2 separate regions of the Homo sapiens genome follow, and region 2 is linked to region 1. A link is an interaction called in ENCODE POLR2A ChIA-PET data of the cell type or tissue named here. Cell type or tissue: MCF 10A. All regions are shown on one strand.

The links. ChIA-PET counts read pairs that join two places held together with the same protein. Peaks named below come from ENCODE experiments on the same cell type or tissue, not always from the same donor. Only the 100,000 strongest peaks of a DNase experiment are listed, where the experiment ranks them.
Region 2: POLR2A ChIA-PET joins it to region 1 with 5 read pairs; 2 of 35 experiments call an interaction of 5 or more read pairs at or near these places.

Annotation. Positions count from the first base shown.
Region 1 is chr14:58,453,344-58,458,343 of GRCh38, forward strand. It overlaps KIAA0586, which reads left to right. Exons shown (of 31, transcript NM_001329943.3): 9 at 7-130; 10 at 3,359-3,467; 11 at 4,416-4,636. Among named protein-coding and RNA genes, the nearest start is that of KIAA0586, 28 kb to the left of the region's middle. In MCF 10A, no CTCF peak of the experiment used is centred here; a DNase peak (open chromatin) is centred at 2,718.
Region 2 is chr14:58,504,712-58,509,711 of GRCh38, forward strand. KIAA0586 reads left to right here. Exons shown (of 31, transcript NM_001329943.3): 28 at 3,844-3,998. Among named protein-coding and RNA genes, the nearest start is that of KIAA0586, 79 kb to the left of the region's middle. In MCF 10A, no CTCF peak of the experiment used is centred here; no DNase peak of the experiment used is centred here.

The DNA.
Region 1 (5,000 bases):
TTTCAGGAAATGTAAGACTATTGGAACAAATTTTGAATAATAATGATTCTTTGACAAGAAAAAGTGAATCATCAAACACCACCTCACTAACTAGGTCAAAAATAGGATGGACTCCTGAGAAAACAAACAGGTAAAAACAAGAGATTGGAATGAAAACTAGATTGAAAAGAGTTTTGTTAAGATTTTTCAAATTTCTTTGGGACTTTTAATAAATTATAGCATTGCTTCTTAAATTTATCTTAGATTTAGTTACTATTTTTTGATGCTAATATATCTTCCCCCTTTCTATAATATAGCTATGAAATGAATATCTCATTTTTTCAAAATGCAGGTTATTAATTTCTAACGTATGGATTATTCATTTCTGATTAAATGATATCTAGGATTTGTTTCAAAAATAATCCAAGATAGGTTAGGGGCAAGTAAGTTGGGAGTATAGATAAAATGAGGCTAGCCAAAAGTTAATGATTGTTGTAGTTAAATATTGGGTGTATGGGGTTCATTTTAGTATTTTCTCTATTTTTGTGTATATTTGAAATTTTACATAATAAAAAGTTTTAAAAAAATCAAATCTGGGCCATGATAATTATATTTATCTTCAACATCTTAAAAACTACAGTAATAAGAACTAGAGGAGCCATATGTTGAGTAATTTTATGTGGAGATATTGTATAGTCTATTTACATGTAATGTAATTACTGATAAGGTAGGATTTGTGTCTACCATGTTGCTTTCTATATGCCTTAGGTCTTAGTTCACTGTTCCTCCCTTAGTGCCTTCTTTTGTATTAGACATTTTCTGGTTGCACCATTTTAATTCTTTTGTCATTTTCTCTACTATTATTTTTTGAGTTATTTTCTTCGTGGTCACTCCAGGAATTACAATTAACATATTAATTTAAAGCAATCTAATTTGGATTAATAGTGATTTAATTTCAATATTATTCAGAAACTTTGCTCCAGTAAAGCCTTGTTCCCTCCCCTTTTCTTCTATTATTATCATACAAATTACATCTTTATACATTATAAGCTCATCTATGTAGTCTGATAATTATTACTTGATGCAGCTCTTTTAAATCAGATAGGAAAAGAAAAGAGATATGAACAAAAATACATATACTGGCTTTTATATTCAACTATATAGTTCATCTTTAACAGTACTCTATTTCTTCATATGGATTCAAGTTAGCCCAGTGTCCTTTTATTCCACCCTGAAGGACTCCTGATAGTATTTCTTATAGGGTAGGTCTGTTAGCAGTGAATTTTCTCAGTTTTTGTTTATCTGGTACTGTCTTAATTTCTTTCTCACTTTTTCGTTGTCATTTAAACAGACATTTGGTTTCTCATAGTTGTGGAAGCTGGAAGTTCAAGATCAAGGTGCTGGCCGGGTTGGTTTCTTTTGAGGCCTTTCTTCTTGACTTGCAGGTGGCCTCCCTCTTGCTGTCTCTTCACATGGTCATCCCTCTCTGCACACACACCCCTGGTGTCCCCTCCTTCACTTTTGAACAATAATTTTGCTACATACAGAATTTTTGGTAGATGTTCTTTTTCTTTCAGCATTTTGAATATGTCACCTGACTGCCTTTTGGACTCTGTGGTTTCTGATGAGGAGTTGTATGTTGGTGTGCTTGATGGTGTCCCACAGGTCTCTAAGACTTAATTTTTCTTCATCCATTTTTCTTTCCCCAATTATCCTCATATTCCTTTCCTCATAATCTCAATTAGCCTGTCTTAAAGTTTGTTGATTCTTCTGCCAACTCAAATATGATGCTGAGCCCCTCTAGTGAATTATACATTTCAGTTGTTATATTTTTCAACTGCAGAATTTCTGTTTGTCTTTTAAAAAAATGTTTTCTATCTCTATTGATCATTCTATATTTGGCAAGACTTCATTCTTATACTTTCCTTTAATTTTAAAACTGGTTTCTTTTAGTAATAGCTGATTTATAGTCTTTGCCTAGTAAGTCTAATATCTGGGATTCCTCAACAGCAGTTTCTTTTGACTGTGCTTTTTTCTGTGTTTGGGCTCTACTTTCCAGTTTCTTTGTATGTCTCATAAATTTTTGTTGAAAACTGGGCATTTTAAATAATACAGTGTGGCAACTCTGGAAATTAGATTCTTTCACCTCCCAGAGTTTATTGTTGCTAGTTATTGTTGTTGTTGCTGTTTGTTTAGTGACTTTCCTGGACTAATTCTGTGAAGTCTGTATTCTTTGTCATGTGCTCCCACTGAAGTCTCTGTTTTGTTAGCTTAGTCTGCCAGTGATTGGAAAGAGATTTCCTTAACTGCCTTGAACTGATAAGTCTCCCTCTCTTTGCCATGGATTACGTGTGTGTGTGTGTGTGTGTGTATGTGTGTGTGCGAGTGCATGCACATGCATGTGCTAGAGCATGCCTCCAGTGCCTGGCAGATTATGAGTCTGTTTTAGCCTTTCACTTCCTACTTGCACAGAGCCTCAAGGTCGGAAGTGAGTGATTAGGACCTTCCCAGGTCTCTCTTGGGCATGTACATAGCCCTGTATGTGGACTAGAAGGCATGACCTTCTAGATTCCTAGGAATATGTTGGAGCTTTTCAAAACTCCACTTTGGACATTTCATTGCCTAGATTTTTAACATTTGTTGACCACAATCTTGTTTGCCCCAACTAGTGTCACTACCTCACGCTGCTGAGATGTTAAACAATTGCCACCGTTTTTTGAAAAATGCCCTGGGGATACTTTCTCGCTGAGCTAGCAGTGAGTCAGTTCAAATAAAGACAAACACTATGAATGAGACTTTTAGGAGAGCTTGAAACCATTCTACTGTCTTTAGTGGTTGTGAGGCTGTTGGTTTTCGAGGCCGCCACAGAGTTGGGAATAGGGTCCCGAGAATGAGGCAAGTTAAAAAAATTCCATAAAGCTTGCTCTTCTTACCTAGAGTCAGCCATTTTTCTTGAATAAATGCTCCTGGGGTTCTTGCAAGTCTTTAATTTCCAGAGGTTAGAAAAACTTGATTTTGATGATTTTTGCTAGGGTTCTCATTGTGCTTATGGAGAAGCAGATTTTCAGAATTTCTTACTCCACCAATCTGGAAGTGCTTCTGGATGTTAGCTTCTTGAAAGCATAACCTTTTCCTGCTCCTTTTCTGCTACATCTAAACTTTTCTGGTTAGATAATTTTGTCTCTTGTGATTTTCTGTGTTTCATTTGTTTAATCACATAACTGATTAATTCCATAGTTCAATTTTAATAGGATACCATTTAGTAATATAGCTAAGACTGTATCAAAGATTTGTGTAATGAAATGTTTACTGAATTTACAACAATTTAGGAAACTTTTTCAAAAATCTTCTGTAGCGTTGAAACTCTACCTTCTCAAAGATTTCCTTCCTGTGAAGAGCTAGAAACAACTAAAGTGACTATGCAGAAGTCTGATGATGTTCTTCATGACCTTGGCCAAAAAGAGAAAGAAACAAATAGCATGGTCCAGGTAAAGTGGGAATGGTCTTAAAATTGATGATTAGTTAAGATAAAAATTAAAAAGGAATAAAAGAGTTATAAAGATAGAAATTAGGAGGAAGGATGAAGAAAAAGCACTGAAAAAGATATGTCAGCCACATCTGTTCCATTTATAAAGTATTTCCAGAGGCCTTCACCAAGTGATTTCTACTTATCGCTCCTTGACCAGGACTGAGCCATATAGCCACCTCTGGCTTCCCAGCTTCTGTTGGAAAGGGAGGAAGGGGAAAAGAGACCTGTGAGTGAATGGACTTCATTTATCCAATCCACAATGTCTGCCATTTCTTCCATACATAAAGAGCCAACTTGCTTATATTTTACTTTATTTTGCTTTCTTCAGCAGAGAGAGAGAGCTATTATTGGTCGCTGGACTGCTTAGCACTGCTATGGATTTCTCACCTCTATTTTATTTAACACTCACATTAGTTTTTTTTCTTTTCTTTTTTTGAGTCAGAGTCTTGCTCTGTCACCCAGGCTGGAGTGCAAGGGTGCAATCTCGGCTTACTGCAACCTCCACCTCCCGGTTCAAGCAATTCTTCTACCTCAGCCTCCTGAGCAGCTGGGATTACAAGGGTGTGCCACCACACCTGGCTAATTTTTGTATTTTTAGTAGAGACAGGGTTTCACCATGTTGGCCAGGCTGGTCTTGAACTCCTGACCTCAGGTGATCCACCTGCCTCGGCCTCCCAAAGTGTTGGGATTACAGGCGTGAGCCACCATGCCTGGCCCACATTAGTATTTCTAAATGGAGGAAAAACACTTTGATTGCCAAGTATTCTTTTGTAAGTCTTCAGTTTGACAAATTGAGTCCTTAGAATATATTGGTATAATGTATGGCCTCAACAATAGTGATAGCTGTTATTTTGATTAAAGGAATCGTTGTGAGTTTAGTAACTTTCTGGTCTTTTTTTCTTTTAAGCCAAAAGAATCTCTGAGTATGTTGAAGCTTCCAGATCTTCCACAGAATTCTGTTAAGCTTCAAACAACCAATACAACAAGATCTGTATTGAAAGATGCTGAGAAGATTTTGAGAGGAGTACAAAACAATAAAAAAGTACTTGAAGAAAACCTGGAAGCTATTATTCGTGCAAAAGATGGAGCTGCCATGTATTCGCTTATCAATGCTTTATCTACCAACAGGTAAGAGGATGTTGGCATCCAGGGTTATTTATGAGTCTGTCAGTTCCACTTTCTTCATAATTTTTTTCTAAGCACTGTATTTTCCTATTAGTTTTCATATTTTTAAAAGGTTCTTTATTGACTTTGAAGATGTGGAACTTATAAAGTTGGAATTTGGATATATATATATGGTGGTACTACTTTTTTCTGGTGGAAATTTTTCTTTTAATTTTTTCTTTCTTTGGTACATATCTTCTTGGATCCACATGTGCTTTTCAAACATTTATCCTTCAAATATTTGATGAAAACTAATACCATGAAAACAAATAGCAAAGGTTTTTCCTTTTCAGATGAAGGATATTAGGCCCCCATTCTACTATCCTAA
Region 2 (5,000 bases), 51 kb after region 1:
CAGGTAAGACACCCACACTCAATGAGCCTGCTTGTTAGAAGACACAGCAAATTCAGCACTGTTATGATTGCTGTCAGGGAATCCTTTCCTGACCCTTATCACTGGGTTAAATACCTGTCATGTGTACTCTCTATAATTCTCTAATGTCACCTGCCTAATGTTGCTCTTATCACACTGATATTAATCTCATGTGAGGGTACGGACTTTATCTTGTGTACTCTCATATCCCTGTCACCTAGCAGGTTATATAGTATACAGAACATAGTAAATATCTGTTAAATTATAGGATGGTGTATTATGTGAAAGCTATTACGCACTTTTTGAGTGCTCCCCACCACCACTTTTTTCCTGTCCCATGTATGCCTTATCCCAAGTAACCCATGTTAAGATTCTGGCATATAACCTTCCTGTTTTTTACCTCACACATATAATTATATGCACACATGCATGTACAATATATATGGTATGTGTGATTGCCATTATTTTACAACTTAAGATCATATCTTGCACACTTGCCTGCATTTTGTGTTTTACCCAGTAAACCCTTAGATTATTCCAGGTCAACCGGTATTACTTAAATTTATTCATTTTAATGATTACGTAAAACTTCATAGTGTTGATTTCCAATAATTTATTTAGTTGTTTCTCTATTGATGGATGTTTATTAACATGTCCCTGCACTATAAACAATGCTAGAGTAAGTATCCACACACACATCCTACCAGATTGTTGTGTTTTATATACTCCTCCTTACTCCAGTGTATGTACTCCTGGGAAGCTCTTCTATACACGAGCAAATGTATCTTTAGTTTAGAAATAGATAATGCCAAGTTGCTTTCTTGAAAGTTTAAACCAATTTATTTTTATCGGCAATTTATTAGTGCCCTTTCCTTACATCCCCTCCTGAAATTGTGTTGATTAGTTTTTTTACATACCTCAGTAGAAATATGAAGATATGTTTCTGACTCCTGGTGAGTTTATATGTCTTTTCATTCATATGTTTGTTGGCCATTTGTATGTGCTCCTATAAAGTTCTTTTCCCATCTGGGAGGTTCTCAGTTTTTCTTGTTAGTTTTAAAGCTGTTTCTATAGTTTAGATGTTTTCTACTATTTGTATTGTAAATATCTTTATCCAAATTTATATTTTGCTCATTGACATTGTTGATGATCTTTTTGCCATATAATTTAAAAATTTATATGTAGATATTTCTAACTTTTATACTTTCCGTGCTTTCATGGCTTGATTATGTTGCTATACTGTAGGAAAAAGCTAATCACTTTTATCTATTTATCTGTTATCCAGTCACATTACCAATTCTCTTATTAGTTCTAATAGAGTTCTTTTGTTTTCATTAAAGTCTCTTGGGTTTTCTAGGCATATACCATATATCAGCAAAAGAGTTTTCAATATCTTCTTTTTTTAACATTATATGTAATTCTTTTCTCTTAATTCATTTGCCACTCTTAGAAAAATGTTGAACAAGTCACATAGGAATAGAAAAAGGCGTATCAGAATATAAAGAGACAAATAAAGCCTGAAACATTAGTTACTCTAAATTATAAGTATTATTACCATTATTTAAATTAATCTTATGTTAGATAATTAAATGAGAATCAGGTAATAATTTTGATAAATTGTTTTATACAGATTTAATACCATAATAGTAAAAATCAAAACTCAATGCGGCTGGACATGGTGGCTCATGCCTGTAATCCCAGCACTTTGGGAGAACGAGGTGAGCGGATCACTTGAGCACTTGAGGTCAGGAGTTCAAGACCAGCCTGGCCAATATGGTGAAACGCTGCCTCTACTAAAAATACAAAAATTAGACAGGTGTGGTGGCGCGTGCCTGTGGTCTCAGCTCCTAGGGAGGCTGAGGCAGAAGAATCGCTTGAACCCGGGAGGTGGAGGTTGCAGTGAGCTGAGATTGCACCACTGCACTCCAGCCTGGGTGAGTGAGTCTCCGTCTCAAAAAAAAAAAAAAAAATTAAAACTCAATAGATGTATTTCGCTTTATGTAAAAGCCCATTGAAAACCTAGATTAACATAAAAGATCAATCAGAGTGATTATTTGCTATATCTAGGAAATTGTCAACAGAATGCCTTTAAATGGAAAATATCTATGGCGTCTTTGAAATATTTTTTCAGGCTGGGTGCAGTGCAGTGGCTCATGCCTGTAATCCCAGCACTTTGGGAGGCTGAGGCAGGAAGATCACTTTAGCCCAGGGGTTTCAGACCAGCCTTGGCAACATGGCGAAACCCTGTCTCTACTAAAAATACAAAAAATTATCCAAGTGTGGTAGCGCACACCTGTAGTCCCAGCTACTCAGGATGCTGAGGTAGAAGAATCACCTGAGCCTGGGAAGTCAAGGATGCAGGGGGCCATGATCATGCCATTGCACTCCAGCCTGGGCAACAGGAGTGAGACTCTGTCTTTAAAAAAAAAAAAAGTGTATATATATATATGTGTATGTATGATTTTTATATATATGTATGATTTATATATATAAATCATCTATATGTATGATTTATATATAAATCATGTATGATTTATATATATGTATGATTTATATATATATCATGTGTATGATTTATATATCATATATATTTATATATGATATATAAATATATAATATCATATATAATATATCATATATATGAATTATATATATGATTTATGTATATAAATTTTAAATATATATATTTAAAACTTAATTTGCATATAACTCTTCAGGTCTATTTCTATTGATTATATTTTAAAAGGTTGTCTAGCAAGACTGTGAAACAGAGAGCAGTGACTTAATTCCTCTGTGCTTCTTGCTAGCTCTTTGATTTTGGACAGTTAGTTAACTTCTCTGAACCTTAGTAATGTCAGTGAGAGACAGTTACAATGATGTCTAACCTATCTTACAGAATGATTGTAAAGTTCAAATGTAATAAGATAATGTACTCATATATGAAAGTGCTTGGAGTATATAGTGCAATACAAAGGTACAGTGGTTAGATACATAGATATCTCTGCTCTTGTCTTCTTTTTACTGATTTGACTGAGGTGCCATTTATTTATTTATTTATTTATTTATTTATTTAGAGACGAGGTCTCATTTTGTTACCCAGACTGGAGTGCAGTGATGCGATCTCAGCTCAGTGCAACCTCCGCCTCCTGGGTTCAAGCGATTCTCCTGCCTCAGCTTCCTGAGTAGCTGGGATTACAGGTGCCATGCCACCACACCCAGCTAATTTTTGTATTTTTAGTAGAGACAGGTTTCACCGTGTTGGCCAGGCTGGTCTCAAACTCCTGACCTTAGGCATCCACCCACCTCAGCTTCCCAAAGTGCTGGATTACAGGCATGAGCTACTGCACTCAGCCAGAGGTGCCATTTAGATAAGAAAATAAGAGCTTGATCACTTGAAGAACAAAATCTACAGAATAGAGCTAGGCAATACCAACATTTTCCAGGCAGGAAATTGCCCTTTGCTTTAAGATTACATTTTAGATAGAAAGTATTCTATTGACTCTTAGAGATAGGAAAGGTAAGCAGGAGTATTAAGAGTTCGTATGTGGGAAGGAGGCTGCAGATGAACTGCATGGGCAACTTGTTGACTGGAACTTTACATAGAATATTCCATGGATTTGTTTGAACATAGGTACTTTTTGCATTCTCTCTGAGTTTTGGTTTTAATTGCAGTGAAGGCTTGGTCCAGGTGTTTTTGTTTGAAGTACACTGCTAGTTCTAATTCAGCAGGTGAGAAATATTGGTGGTTTTAGTCAACTACTTGTTCATTTTTGAAGATAAATTTAACACTTTATTTTAACTTTTTATTTACATTTTTGATAACAGGTAGTATTTATGAAGATTCATGTGCTAGTCATGGTCCAATGAGTTTGGGAGAATTGGAGTTGGAGCCAAATTCTAAGCTGGTTCTTCCCACAACACTTCTGACAGCACAAGAAAATGATGTTAATTTACCAGTAGCCGCTGAAGATTTTTCCCAGGTACCAAATTAATAGCACTTGTATTTTACTTAAAATGAGAATTGAAACACTGTTGCCTTAGCGTGGTACCCCGTCAAGAGCCAAGCCTCTGGAGTCAGATAGCTTCAAATCATGCCTCCTTTATTTCCTAACTCAAGTCTGAATATAAATCTAGTTCACCCAAGCTGTGCCCTAGAACACATTACTTAGCCTCTTTTAAGCCTTAATTCCCTATCTTTAAATTAAAGAATAAAATAATGGCCAGGTGCAATGGCTCACACCTGTAATCCCAGCACTCTGGGAGGTTGAGACAGTGGATCGCTTGAGTCCAGGAGTTTCAGACCAGCCTGGGCAATGTGGCAAAATGCCATCTCTACAAAAAATACAAAAATTAGCTCGGCTCCTGTAGTTCCAGCTACTTGAGAGGCTGATGTGGGCAGCAGATTGCTTGTGCCCGGGAGGCAGAAGTTGCAGTGAGCCCAGATTACACCACTGCACTCCAGCTGGTGACAGAGTGAGACTCTTGTCTCAAAAAAAATGAATAAGTAAATAAAACATAAAAATAATATATATAAAAGTAAGGTAGCGATTTCATTTACATCTCTGTATCTGCATGCAATACCTAGCTCAGTAATTTACATATAGTAGGTGCTTGATAAGTGTTTATTACATTGAAATTTGTAAAAAGTGTTTCATAAGAAATGTATTGCATAAGAAATTTAATGCTGAGGTAAGCCAATGGCCCATGCAATCTTGTGTACTGAAAAAATAGGTTAATTACTCACCAAGATGTTAATCTAAAAAAGTTCAATATTAAGTAGTTTTTTATTTGTGTATTGGCAATTCGTTCAAAATTACCCATTTTGAACTAATTTATGAATAAGTATTCATGGTATTATGCAGCAGGACATGTTACGGATGAAACCAAAAAATACGTAAGATAAAGATTGTTTATGGAACACATGATTATGTGGGGTTCAGTATTACCAATCTGTGACCAAGCAATGATCAGGAAAAACTAGT